3 separate regions of the Mus musculus genome follow, and all the other regions are linked to region 2. A link is a contact called in ENCODE Hi-C or POLR2A ChIA-PET data. All regions are on one chromosome and are shown on one strand. The core of a region is the stretch at or near the end of the contact, and the rest is flanking DNA. Distances in the headings are between cores, read along the strand shown.

The links. A loop is a pair of places that touch in the nucleus more often than their neighbours do. ChIA-PET counts read pairs that join two places held with the same protein, here RNA polymerase II (POLR2A).
Region 1: a map of left cerebral cortex shows a loop between it and region 2 (2.6-fold over the local background). The contact joins the promoter of Foxp4 here to the promoter of 1700122O11Rik in region 2. A Hi-C loop is called at or near these places in 21 of 37 maps with a recorded cell type or tissue (Patski, T-helper 1 cell, T-helper 17 cell and 6 more). POLR2A ChIA-PET finds 5 or more read pairs at or near these places in 2 of 5 experiments (both embryonic stem cell).
Region 3: a map of gastrocnemius shows a loop between it and region 2 (2.5-fold over the local background). The contact joins the enhancer-like site here to the promoter of 1700122O11Rik in region 2. A Hi-C loop is called at or near these places in 7 of 37 maps with a recorded cell type or tissue (T-helper 17 cell, T-helper 2 cell, gastrocnemius and 2 more).

The regions. Positions count from the first base shown.
Region 1 is chr17:47,922,144-47,926,470 of GRCm38, reverse strand. It overlaps Foxp4 (forkhead box P4), which reads left to right and starts at 1,839. Exons shown (of 17, transcript NM_001110825.1): 1 at 1,839-2,265. It overlaps Gm46601 (a long non-coding RNA gene), which reads left to right. Exons shown (of 3, transcript XR_003952247.1): 2 at 438-552; 3 at 657-997.
Region 2 is chr17:48,036,670-48,040,300 of GRCm38, reverse strand. 1700122O11Rik (RIKEN cDNA 1700122O11 gene) reads left to right here and starts at 2,008. Exons shown (of 3, transcript NM_029689.1): 1 at 2,008-2,087; 2 at 2,733-2,886; 3 at 3,020-3,556. The coding sequence starts at 2,030. The coding sequence ends at 3,533.
Region 3 is chr17:47,970,335-47,975,222 of GRCm38, reverse strand. All of the region lies in intron 1 of Gm29938 (a long non-coding RNA gene), which reads left to right. Among named protein-coding and RNA genes, the nearest start is that of Gm29938, 4.1 kb to the left of the region's middle. Within about 2 kb of position 1,353, at least 2 of the 3 ENCODE cell types and tissues checked have a DNase peak (open chromatin) inside an H3K27ac peak, as active enhancers do; they include gastrocnemius and heart, where a contact is called at or near this core.

The DNA of each region.
Region 1 (4,327 bases), core at 590-3,089, 110 kb after region 2:
AGCCAGTGCTCTTAACCGCCCAAGAGAATACTTTCAAGATGTGGGTCCCAGGGTCCAACTTTAGGGAATTGATAGGTGTCTCTATCCATTGAGCAATCTGACCAGCACTGGTTTGGATTTTTGAAACCGGGCCTCTTGTAGCCCAAGCTGGCCTGGAACCCCATCTGTCGTTAAAGATGACCTTGAACTGCTGAACCTTCTGCCCTTACCACCCAAGAGCTGGCCACTACACCTACTGTCATTTGAGTTTCATTTCTACTGGACCGGTCACCATGCAGTCCAAATAAAAGAGCTGGGCTGTGGGCGTGGCTAGGTGGGAGAGCTTGTGTTTAGCACTTCCGGAGGCGATTTGCTCAACGCATCCCGCAACGCAAATACCTAAACAAGCTGCACAGCAGCCCTATCCAGCTTGACATCTGTGTGTCTCCAAATTTCAGCAGGGTCTATGTTTGCCCTCTTTGTGTCTGTCCACTTGCGCAAACAGAGATGCTTCAGAGCTGGGTTGTAACTACCACCTTTCAGCTCCTGGCCCACGGAAAAGGGGCAGAATAGGTGAGCAGAAATTGCTTAAGCTGTTATCTCAGAAACCCGTTTTTGTTGTTGTTGTTGTGTTTTTTTTTTTTTTAAGAGTTTTCTCCAAAATATGTTATCCCCAGGAAACCAGGCCCAGTCCTTACCCAGTTCATCCTCCATGGGGTCTGCCTGCCCTTGGTCACCTGCCTCAAGGTAACCCGAAGCCAACAGGGTCTCCCAGAGTCACTGCCTTCCTGTGCTCAACCCATAACTTCTCTGGGCAGGGTGGGCCAAACACGGAGGGTCCCTGAGGCGTGCCCCTCACCTCTTCACACACCCGAAAGGGAAGATGTTTGGGTAGAGAGTGGGAGGATTTTTTTTCTCTCTCTCTCAGTTCTCCACCAGTCTGAGCCTGGCTCCTGCTACCCAATTTAGTCCTCCCCCTCGGAACCTGGGCCTTTCCGTGCCCGGACTTCCCCCTCCCAACCCAAACACACACCAGCGTCCCCAACCCCACCCCCACCCCCATCCTCACGGTCCCCCTGGGCACAAGCGGTATTCAGGGACGCCAAGTTTTGTTTACAATCTAATTTGTTCAGATAATTGCCTCGACTTTGCTCTGTGCTTGGCCCGCGTGGATCCAGCCTGAAGCCCTTTCTCCATCGGTTCTCACAGCACTTTATAGGAAATTCCCCTTTGCAGACCGAGGCGGCAGCGCGTGCGCGCCGGGATGGGAGAAAAGACTGTTCACAAAGCCCAGAAAGAGCCTCCCCAGCCCCAGCCCCCACACAGTGGGGAGTCAGAGGGAGGCGCGGCAGGGCCCGCGCTGGACGTCGGCTTCGGACTGGGGGGGGGGGGGTCCTGACCACTCCCCGCGCCAGGCGCAGCCCGCCCGAAACCAGTGAACCGTGTGCCAGCAGGACTTGGCCGTACCTCCAGGTTCCAGGAAAAGGCCAGAGTTAATAAAGCCTCCCATCGGATGGGTCCCCAGTCCACTGTGAAACTCTACGGCCTATCGACTTTGGCAGATCGGTAGCCCCACGTCCCCATTTTTTCCTTCCCCAAAGTTTGGTCCACGTGGTCCTCTTCGGCTTGCCGCTGGCCGCCTCTCAGGGGGAAAAGTGGCTGCACCTGCTTTAGGCGAATTATGGTAGCACTAGAAGTTAGTCTCCCCTCCCTCCGCCGCTCGCTCGTTCGCTCCCTCCTCCCTGTCGCTCGGCGCGCTCCCTCCTTCCCTCCACCCCTCCGGTCCCCCCGCCCGGTGTGCCCCGCCCGCGCGCCGATCGCTCGCAGCCACTCGCAGCCGGGGCTCAGTCGCAGCCCCTCGGAGTCCGGAGCCGGTCGCCCCTACGGACCGGACAGTGCCACCAGCTGCCGGGACGGAGCCCCCCAACACGCGATCAGGGCGCGGCGCAGGCGGCCGCGGCGCGGCGGGGAGGAGCCCGGGCCGGAACCAGGGCTGGGCCGGGGGCGGGGACGCCGGGGTCCCGGAGCCCCGGAGCCGGAGCGAGCTCAGGAGCGTCGCCGGAGCCCGGGGAAGGACGATCGGAAGCTGGAGAGAGCCAAGCCATCCTCCAAAGTGCGATGCCCCCAAGGGGCTAAGGCGCGCGGCGATCGGCGCTAGAAAGATCGCTTCGGAGCGCAGGGGCAGCCCCGGCGAGTGGCGGCGGGCCCGGGCTGCGACCCGAGCGAGCCCCATGCCCCGTGCGGGCTGACGGGCCGGAGCCCGCACTGAGCGGCCGGGCCGGACAGGTAGGTGGCCGATTCAGGGACCCCAGGGATCCGGGTGGGGGCTGGGCCGGGGACTCGTCCAACTCCCTAGCTCGCTCACTCTCTCGCCTGCTCCCCGGCTCACTTTGTGTTTGCAAACTGCCCGCCCGAGGCGCGTCGGCCGCCGGAGGAGCCCGGCCCCGGGCCGGAGCACTTTGTTCCAGCTGGGCCGGCCGCGGAGCACTGACCCTGGTGAGTTGAGAGACCCTGCCCCCGGCCCGGGCCCCCAGCCGATCGGAGCTGTCTGGGGAACAGGTGGGGGCTGAGGCGCGGGGCTGGGGGGCAGCGGGAAGCTGGCCGGGGCGGAGGGGGGGCGGCTTGGAGAAGCCACTGAGGCCCGCCCTGCCCCAAGAATCTGGGCTCCGCCCCCTCCTGGCCTCGCTGCTGGGAATGGGGTGTTAGGGGGCGCGACCCCCCCTCCCGGAGTGAGACAAAGAATACTTCCCGGCCCGGACTTTCCTGAGCCGGGAAGGGAAGTGGTGAACTGGGATCCCCCCAAGTCCAGTCTGCACGGGACTCCCCAGGACAAACAGAAAGACTTGAGTCTGTGTGTGTGTGTTGGTGTGTGTGTTGGGGGGGGCAACAATCTCAAACACCTCATCGCCTTGGTTTGTGGAGGTCACACTTCGAAAGTGCTGAGACTAGTCAACCTCCCCCCCCACTCCCGCATCTCTTAATCAGATCTGAGATAAAGCGGAAAACTTCTTGGGGACTTGAGAGAGACTGGTAATGGCCCCTGTGATTTATTTATTTATTTATTTATTTATTTATTTACGTGCGCCGGAGCTGATCGGTGGGGAACTAATCTAGTGGATACCCTCCTCATTCGGACAGAGCTCCTGCGGGGTAGTGTGAGGTTTGAGAGTGAGGGAATAAGGTAACGGAGAGTGGGCCCAAGGCCACCAGAGATGAAGCTGCCGGAGTGAGCAGTGGAGTCCATTCCCCCAGACTGAAGACTCTGGTGACTCGTGAGACAGTCTCCCCAGCGTCCCTCTGGCCCGCGGCCATCCTCCGCGGCGCTCAAATCTTGCACTTTGCTTCTCCGTAAAACTTGTACTTCTTGAGCTTCACTGGAGGAGAACCTGGTGGCACCCGGTGGTGAGGTGTCCTGGGAGACCCGGGGCCGTGGCCACCTGTGTGAAGGAACGTGTGATTTCGTGGGACGCGGATTCTGAGGCAAAGGCTCTAACCATCACAGATTGACCTCCTCCCACCCCCCACCCCCCACCACCCCACCCCGAAACTGAAGCGACCTCGTGAACACTCTGCTATTGCATCCGGCGACTCTGTAGGTTGGGAGGTCGGGGATATCAGCGGGGTTTCTTTCTCTCAGACAGTGCCCCTCTTCTTTGCACCCTGGGCCTCTTGCGCCAACACTGCCCTGTGGGTTTCCAGGTTCCCTTCCTTGGCACCTGGGATTTCAGATATCTGGAGATCAGCGCTTGTGGCGTGCACCCCTGCACCGGTCCGGACCCGGCGGACCGCGGCGCTCTGATCCGAGCTGGGTAGTGGACTTGGGGGCCGGGAGGAACAAACCTGATTCCGAGCCATCGTTTGGCGGTTCCGGAGCAATCCCAGAAGAATTTTGACTAATGCGGGATTTTTTTTAACCTCGAATTTAAAGCGTCTTTGCCCGGGTTGCAGAGCACCCGCCTAGATTGGCAACCGACGGTGTTGGGTCTGTAATTCAGGGTCGGGAGAGAGAATGCAGTTTCAGCGACAGTCGCTGTGGTTTGCCCGAGTGTCCCATGAAAAAAGGAACGGGTGGTCCACGCTGTTCCGCCGCTTCCTGGCGAAGCTTAATCTTCCATCACCCCCTTCCCATCCCCACCCACGTGAATCTCAGTGGGTTGGCCCCATGGCCTAGGTACCCGCCGCACCGGCATTTTAAGCCCCTGGTTGATCTCAACCGGGGAGCCAGGAGGAGGCTCCTGAAGGGGAGCGGTCGGCCTCAGACGACCTCTACCCGCCCCCGCGGAAAACCGCTGTAGGAAGTCTGCAAGCTTTTCTTCTTTCTTTCCTTTTTTCTTTTCTTTTTTCTTTC
Region 2 (3,631 bases), core at 759-3,258:
CTCCGCGGAGGCTGCAACTAGAGAAGCAAAGTTAGAAGGACCTTGGTCAAACTGGTCTCGATCCTGGGATTTTCTGGGCAATTGGAGGCCACAATTTAGATAGTTTCCGGAATCGATGTCCCTTAAAGACCAGCGCCTGGACTCTACTGAGTAAACTCCCATTTCAACTTCCTCCTCTTCCTCTATTTGAACAACGTGTATCATTAAATTATAAAATTGTTGTTGTTGTTGTTGTTGTTTCAAAAATTAACTTTATTGGGGGAGGGGCAGTTGCCCGAGGACAACTTGTGAGAACCAGGTTTTGCCTTCCACACTTAGGGGTCCCTGGAATGGAACTTATGTCAATACACTAGGCAGCAAGGGGCAGCCGCTTTTTATCTTTTATCTTTTACACTGAGACCCAGAGGACAGCTTCTTCAACGTCGCGTAGTAAATTTATCCTAGAGCTCAAGCCCACACGGGTTGCCCAGTTGCCCGGCCGTCAGGACCACTGCAGGGACTGAACAGTAGAAGGCAGAAGCAGGTGGCCCGTGTTTCGCCCTCCGTGGGAGACACTGACTGACTGCAGGCATAGTGACTGCGGGGGAAGACTGCAACTCTCAAAGTCCCCACTTCCTGTCCTTGCCTAGAGGGAGGAGGGGGGAGTCCCAGGCAGGGCCTTGGAAACCCTGACTAATGGGCAGGAGCCTCTGCGGGACTCCGCCCAGAGTTGGTTGCTGTCAGCTTCAGGGAGCTACTGAGAGGGAAAATTACTCACGTGGGAGGGAGGGATTGTTTTTAAGTAGAGGCAGATGGTAGAGAGGTGGGACTCGAAGGAAAGTGCACAACACTTTGTGGCCGGCAATATGTATTATTTGCAATATCTGGGGTCCTACTGTGTGCCAGCCACTCCTTTTCTCTTGCACCATCTACTCTCTCTGCATGAGCTGGAGAGATGGGAACCAACTTGCGTTCCACTTTGCAGATGAAGATAATGGGGCTCTAGGAGATGGAGATGCTTGCCCAGGGTAGCCAGTAAGGAAATCCCAAGCGTTCACTTCACACTTACCTGCAGGCTTCCTTCTTCAGCCTGGATTGTGTTCCTCGGCCTTCTAGGTCATCAAACCCTAGCCCTTTCTTCTCTAAGATTCCCTAGACAGGCAGGCCAGCTGTTGTGCTGGACTTGATCTCTTTACTCTAGCCAATAAAAACAAGGAAGAGAGACAAGAGCCACGAAGGGACACTTGGTATACCCATCCCCTTGCATACTCCCAAGACAACCACACACCTTAAAGTTCCACAGCAGGAACAGAAAGAAGACTGTGAGGTTCCAGGTCAGGGGCATTTCAGCACCAACTGGAGGGCAGAGAGATCTTGCCAGTTCTTCACGTTCCTGCTCAGAAATTAGCCTAAGCTTAGGACTCCAGCTATACTACTGTAGAAATTTAGGCTCTCCATGCCCGCTATTCCAGTATTCAGGGGGCTGAGACTGGAGGATAATGAGTTTGAAACCAGCCTGGGCTAACCAAGAGACTTGTCAAAAGCAAGAACAAAATACCCACATCAGATTCTCCTTCTCCAGTCAAATGTAGTGAGCATCGAAGTTTATCATCAATGTCTAGAAACACTCTCAAGGTCAGGCACAAGGGTATCTGCCCACATACTAATCTTTGAAGGTGGAGACAAACAGGTCGGAAGTAGCAGACTAACTTGGACTACATCATGAGATCTTGTCTCAAAACCAGTCAGGCATTGCTGGTGCTACCTTTAATCCCAGCAGCACCTGACTCTTCAGAGGAGAGGGGTCCCCAGCTGAACTGTGGGCTCTGTGGTATCTCATCCATTCCACAGAGGAGCTGGGGAAATGGAAGGAGAGTTAACATCCCAGAGACCCTAAGGAGCTAGATTTGGTAAAGACATGATGGCTCCTTTGGACTTATGGCTCACAAGGATGATGTCACAATAGGTTTGGAGGTGTGGCTCCTCCCTTTAAGCTAAGATAAAGAAGTTCTTGCTCACATTCCCTTCCCTTCTACTCCGAGTGGATAGGATGGAGTGGCATGGGCATGTCCCGTGGCCTGTCAGCCACTGGCCAAGTGACTTTGGAGGTCTGTCTCATGGACAGACATGAGCAGAAATAATCTCAACCCCAAATCTATACAGAAGTACTGGTTAGAAGTGTGTGTGCGTGCGTGTGTGCGTGTTCCTGTGCATGTGTGTGTGTGTGTGTTCAAGGAAGAAAGCCCCACTATGGCTTAGTAAGGCTCTCTGTAAGCGTCCCTGACGTGCCAGGTACAAACAAAGGTAATGGTAGCCATCGGAGGAGAGAGGGACTGAGGGGACTGATTCAAAGCATCTGTCAAAGTGATGAATGGTCCAGGCTTGGGCCTTGAGTCACCTAACTGGTAGAGTTTTTGTCAGGCAGAGGGGACTGAGAGCCAGGTGTAGCCTCACAAATCTGTGATCCAGCACTTGGAAGACTGCATCAGTCAGGGGAATTGAGAGTTTGAAGCCAGCTTGGACTACATAGTGAGACACTGCCTCAGAAAAAAAAAAAAAGCTAGGGGGGTTTGTCACTATATTCTAAGTGGCAAGATTGCCATCCAAATAGTCCAGCGTTGGTAGGCCTAAGGCCTAAATCTGGGGTGAGAGTGTGAGCTAGGGAAGGAATTTGGTTCTTCCCCAACCCTGAATCTGTCAATCCTGGATTCTCTTGATATGAGGTTCCTACCATCCCCCCCCCTTTTTTTAAGAGGAAAGATGGGTGAATTCTATCTTCAGTCCTATGTCCAAGATCTCATCATTGGAAGATATTTGGAACAAAATAAAACTTGAGGAAGAGGAGGAAGAAGAAGAAACAGGGAAGGAGAATGTAGACCAAGAGCAAGAGAAAGAAGAACAAAACAGGTGTGTTGAGACACAGCGCCTTCCTTCTTCCTCCTGTCCCTCCCGGCTCTGGAGAGCCTCACTCTATGACCATATCGGTCCGCTGCCCCTCTATCTCCACTCCCTGACTCCACTCTTCCTTCCTTTTGCTCAGGATCAAGGCCCTTCTTGGAGTACCCAAGCAGAACTCAGTGTGGGGCCTGATGGCTTGGCCCAGGCCCTCCCCAGAGCAAGCCCAGTGGTGGGAAGATTTCTCCCTGCCCTCACTCCGTGGAACCTGCCTCTGCGGCTGCAGATTGAGCTCAAAGATGAGGCTCCACCCCCTACCCTCCATGACTTCCTGCCCCACCCCTAAAACCTTGCCCTCATTGGGATCTAGAGAAGAGTCTAGCTGGCTAAGAAACCAGCCTCTGATGGAGCCTCTATCAGCGTCCAGATTGAAGATGCCCAAAGCAGTTCCCAGACTTCCACCCAAGGTCTCCCCTAAGAGATCTACTATGCCCAAGACAGGGCAACAGCAGACCGCAATGTCAATGTGGCCTCCGGTTATTATCAACCCTCCCTCCAAGAGCTCTGCTCTTAAGGGACAACACACACCCTCTGCCAAAGAGGTCACCCACACCCCAGGTGCCTGGGGCAACCCTTTGCCTCATCTTCCTTCAAAATAAATATTTTTTTGTTACACCAGCAACAGTCTAACACAGTTCTAGGCACTTTGAGATGTATTAGCTCATGAAATCTTCACGATATTTCTAAAAGATTGAAA
Region 3 (4,888 bases), core at 104-2,603, 64 kb after region 2:
TGCCTCAGGCCTCTAGCAAATCATCCCCTAGTCTCGGAACTAGTGGAATACCCTCTTCCCCAGCATATAGAAAAGGAGGCGTCCCGACTGTGTGGCTGCCTGCGGGAGGTGAACAAGAAGTCATTTGGGACATCCCTCTGCCTCAGAACAGTCTCACCAGCACGATGTCTAAGGTGTATTGGTGTTTCCAAGCTTGTGTTTGAGGTGAAATGTCCACATTTCAGGTTTGTGTGGGGACAAGGGCATCTCCTTCACCCAGCCAAGATAGGTTCACACTGTGCTGGCGGGCAGACTCAGTCCCAGACTCCGGAAAAATTAGAAAAGGTGAAAATGTGGGAAGAAGAGCCCATGGAATAGAGAGATGGACGTATATTAAGGTCCGCCGCTGGCCACCCGCCACGTTGCTGTCCATCAGTGCTCTTGGTGATGGTGGGTCAATCCGCCGGTTATAGTTGTCTCCAGCTCACAGTCTCTCTCCCTGTCTTCTGCCTCCAGGCAGGGAGGTTCTCCTCGTCTCCGTAGCTAAACCTTACCGAGGCCCGCTCTGACCCTTCCTGAATCTGCCCCTGTCTGTGTTCTTGATCTTCGAAACTCTGAGGTCAAAGTATGTGGGGCGTGTGTGTCTGTGTCTGCCTGCCTGCCTACCTGCCTGCCTGTGTGTCTGTCTGCCTATCTGTGTGTGTATTAGTGTCTCTGTGTCTATTTGTCTGTGTCTGTCTGTCTGCTGCCCGAGTCTCTCTCCCTCTACACTCCCCCCACACCCATTTTGATCAGTCTCCCCACTCCGCCCCCGCCCTAGGTAGCCCAGCGGGCCGGCGTCGTGCCAAGGCCGTCCCGGGCAGGGCCAAGCTGGCGCTGACAGAGCCTCGCGCCCGCGGCCCAATTAGCGCTCGGCGCGGGCGACGCGGCATCTGGAATTGCGCTGCGCTCACGGCCAAGGCCGATTGTTTAGTCTGCGCGGCGGGGCGGGCGGCCCGCGCGGTGGCCCCACATCTGGAGCCGCGGCCAGACGGGCCTGCTGGCGGCTGGCCGGGGTGCGTGTGCATTTTTAACTCTGGGATTTGCTGACAAGTTAAGAAGTCAGAAAGTCAGTGGCGGCGGCGGGAACTGGCGGGGCATGCAGAGAAGGGAGTGGCTGGGGCAGCTGGCCAGCCAGGGTGACTTTTTCTTCCGGGATTGCGTCCCTCCCCTGCCTTTATCTTCCCCTTCTTCTTCATTAATTAAGTGGCTGAATTATCCCCAAATCCCTACACTCCCAGCTGGCAGGAACTCCCTGGAGACCAGCATCTACATTGGGGTGGGGGAGAGCCCTGAGCACGCTGATCTCCCACGGTCTGGGGAAGCACACAGCAAAACAGCGAGGGCTTGGCCATCCGAGAAGTGGCTCTGCAGCTGGACAGCGAAAAGGACCAGAGGCCAACTCTCTCGACCCCTAACAGGACTCTTGGCGCAGCTGCGGGTCCTCCATGTGGAGGATCCAAACTTGAGGAGCGGTTCTCACGATGTCAGCGAGCTTTCCAAGCCTTGCGGACAGGCTTTTGAGTTTTCACTGACTCGTGGAGTAAATATCGGTCACACATTGCGTCAGGCTTAGGGGCCAGAGCTGCATGGCCGGGCATGTGCTTGTCCAGCGAAGTTGACATGTTTAGTAAAGATAAAAGATACTACGTAGAGAGACCGGAAGTCAACAAACTAAACTGTAGATGCCCGTGGAGTCCCAGGAGTGTAGCACAGTTGGTAGAGAGCTTGCCTAGCCTGCTGAAGCTCTCTGGGTTCAATCCTGCACTTGGGAGGTGGAAGGATCTGGGGTTCAAGGTCATCCTTCTTTAGTAAGTGTTAGGCCCTTCAAATACCGAGACCTTGTTACAAAGTGTTGGAAAAAAAAGAAACAAAGGAGCCAATTTCTTCCTTGGTTAGTATGGTGATCCCCGGGACAAGCTTCAGTTTGTACCAACTGGCTGGATCCTCATAATGTCCCAGTGAGGTGCTCCCATGTTCACTGAATTTAACTTTGACTTCAAAATCAGGGATCTTTTTATGTATTTGTGGCACGCATATATATATGCATAGGTGTGAGTGTGTGTGTGTGTGTGTGTGTGTGTGTGTGTGTAGGCCAGAGGGCAGAGCCCATGTCCTCCACTGTTGCTCTCCACTCTTTATGTTTTTACATTCTCAGTACATCTTCCTAGGAGGGCTTGACAGCTTCCAGGGAAAACTTGCCAGCTGGGGAGCCTGGAGATAGATAGATAGATAGATAGATAGATAGATAGATAGATAGATAGATATTTCAGATAGATAATTCACACACACACTCATATATATTATCATGAAAAATGGTCAGATGAGATGGCTCAGGGGGTGAAGATAACCTGAGTTCAATTCCAGGACCCAGAGTTAAGGCAGAAAGAAAGAACCCACTCTACAGAGTTATTCTCTGACCTCTATCTACATAACTGCTCTGGTATGTACGTACACACACACACCAATAATAATACTAATAAATACAAGTTTTTTTGTTTTTTTTTTTTAAAGAAGCAAAGCACTATTGAAATGCCAGTAACAGCGACTTCAGCTGAGACCTGGTGAATACCCATCTGCTGCTGGGAGGAAATTACAAACTCCCTGGATGCCAGTTACCCAAGGTTAGACAACTGGGGTGTTCTTCAAGTCCTTGAAGCTGATCCTCAGATTTCGGACTAGAGAGATGGCTCAGAGGGTAAAGTCCTTGCTGCACAAGTATGAAGATGTGAGTTTAGGTCCCCACACAACCGTTGGCATGGTGTACACACACACACACACACACACACACACACACACACACACACACACACACACCTAGAGCTCCAGAGCTGGGTTTAGGGCAGCCTGGAGGCAGGCAGATAGATCCCAGGGACTTGCTGGTTAGCCAATGTTGTGAAAACAGTGAGTGGTCAGTTCAGTATCAGAAAAAAAGTGAAGGTGGGGCTGCCCTTGCAGAGGACTCTGGCTCAGTTCCCAGCACCCACATGGTAGCTTACAGCCATCTGTAACTCCAGTTCCAGGGGATCTGATGCCCTCTTCTGACCTTCATTGGCACCTGGCATGGATGTGGTGCGCAGACACAGGTGCAAGCTGAACACCCATGCACACAAAATGCATAAATATTAAGAAAGAAAGAATGGAGAGCAATAGAGAAAGACATGGGTGTCTTGTACATATACACATGTAACCGTGCACGTACAAATGCGTGTTACACATTACTTTAAAAAGATCCCTGGTTTTGTAGTCAAAGCTGAATTCAGTGAACATGGGAGCACATCACTGGAAATGAGGGTCCAGCCAGCTACATAGAGATAGATAGATAGATAGATAGATAGATAGATAGATAGATAGATAGATAGATAGATAGATTTCATATAGATAGATAGGTATTTCATATATTTAATAATGGGCCTGTTTTCACTCGGTCATCCTTTAATCTTTACCATATCACAACACGATTGTTTTAAAGACTAAGTCTCGTATAGTGTAGGCTGTCTTCAGACTATGTAGTGAAGGATAACCTTGAACTACTGGTCTTCCTGCCTCTACTTTCCAAGTGCTGGGATGGCAGGTACACCCCACTATGTTGGGTTTATTCAGCACCATGACTTTCTGAATGCTAGGAAGGCACTCTACCAACTGACCTACATCCCAAACCCTGTAAAATATGACTTTTCTTTTCATTTCCACCCCTTAAAACCAAGCTGCTTCAGTACATGCAAGTTCAAGTTTGCTTTATTGTTTTAAGATGCTGTCTCTCAATGTAGCCCAGGCTGTCCTTGAGCTCCTCATCACCTGGCCTCAGCATCTCAAACGCTGGGATGGTGGTTAGATACTGAGAACTGGTACCCTCGAAACTCTTGGTATGAAGGTTTCCACCTTCTTTCTTTTTTTTTTTTTTGTTTTTTTTTGTTTTTGTTTTTTTTTAGATTTATTTATTATTTATTTATGAAAGTACACTGTAGCTGTCCTCAGACACCCCAGAAGAGGGAGTCAGATCTCATTACGGATGGTTGTGAGCCACCATGTGGTTGCTGGGATTTGAACTCCTGACCTTCGGAAGAGCAGTCGGGTGCTCTTACCCATTGAGCTATCTCACCAGCCCCTCCACCTTCTTTCATGTCAGGCTTGGCCTGGATCCTTCTTTCCTTCTTGTCTGTGTCTTTGTTCTTCATGGATATGGACCTCAGTGTCCACTCTTGGTCACTCCCAGGAAATGTGGCTACAGCTTGCCTTTGAGAACAAGGAGCATCTACTGTAGGCTGTGGGGGAGTCTCCTGGTGAGCCAGCCTGCTTTTCTGGTTGTATAGCAAAGCAAACTAACTTATCCACACAGACACACAGGTAGGATAAGGCCTACCTGACATGTTCAGCAGCTACCTCCCTTCTATACTGAAAAACCCTCATTTTTGAGTGTGTGTGTGTGTGTGTGTGTGTGTGTGTGTGTGGTGTTTGGAGCTCTAGATCATGCCTGTGTAGGCAGAGGCCAGAGGAGGAAGACCTGTGTCCCATTCTGTCAATCTTTGCTCTTCTCTCACTGAGCCTGGAGCTAGACTGGCGGGCAACAAGCTCCAGGGATACACCTGTGTCCCCCACAGCATCTGTGGTCACCTGTGTCCCCCACAGCATCTGTAGTCATCTGTCTCCCCCACAGCATCTGTGGTCACCTGTCTCCCCCACAGCATCTGTGGTCACCTGTCTCCCCCACAGCATCTGTGGTCACCTGTGTCCCCCACAGCATCTGTAGTCATCTGTCTCCCCCACAGCATCTGTGGTCACCTGTCTCCCCCACAGCATCTGTGGTCACCTGTTTCCTCCAACATCTGGGGTTACAGATACATAGAGCTACTCCCAGCCTTTTATATGT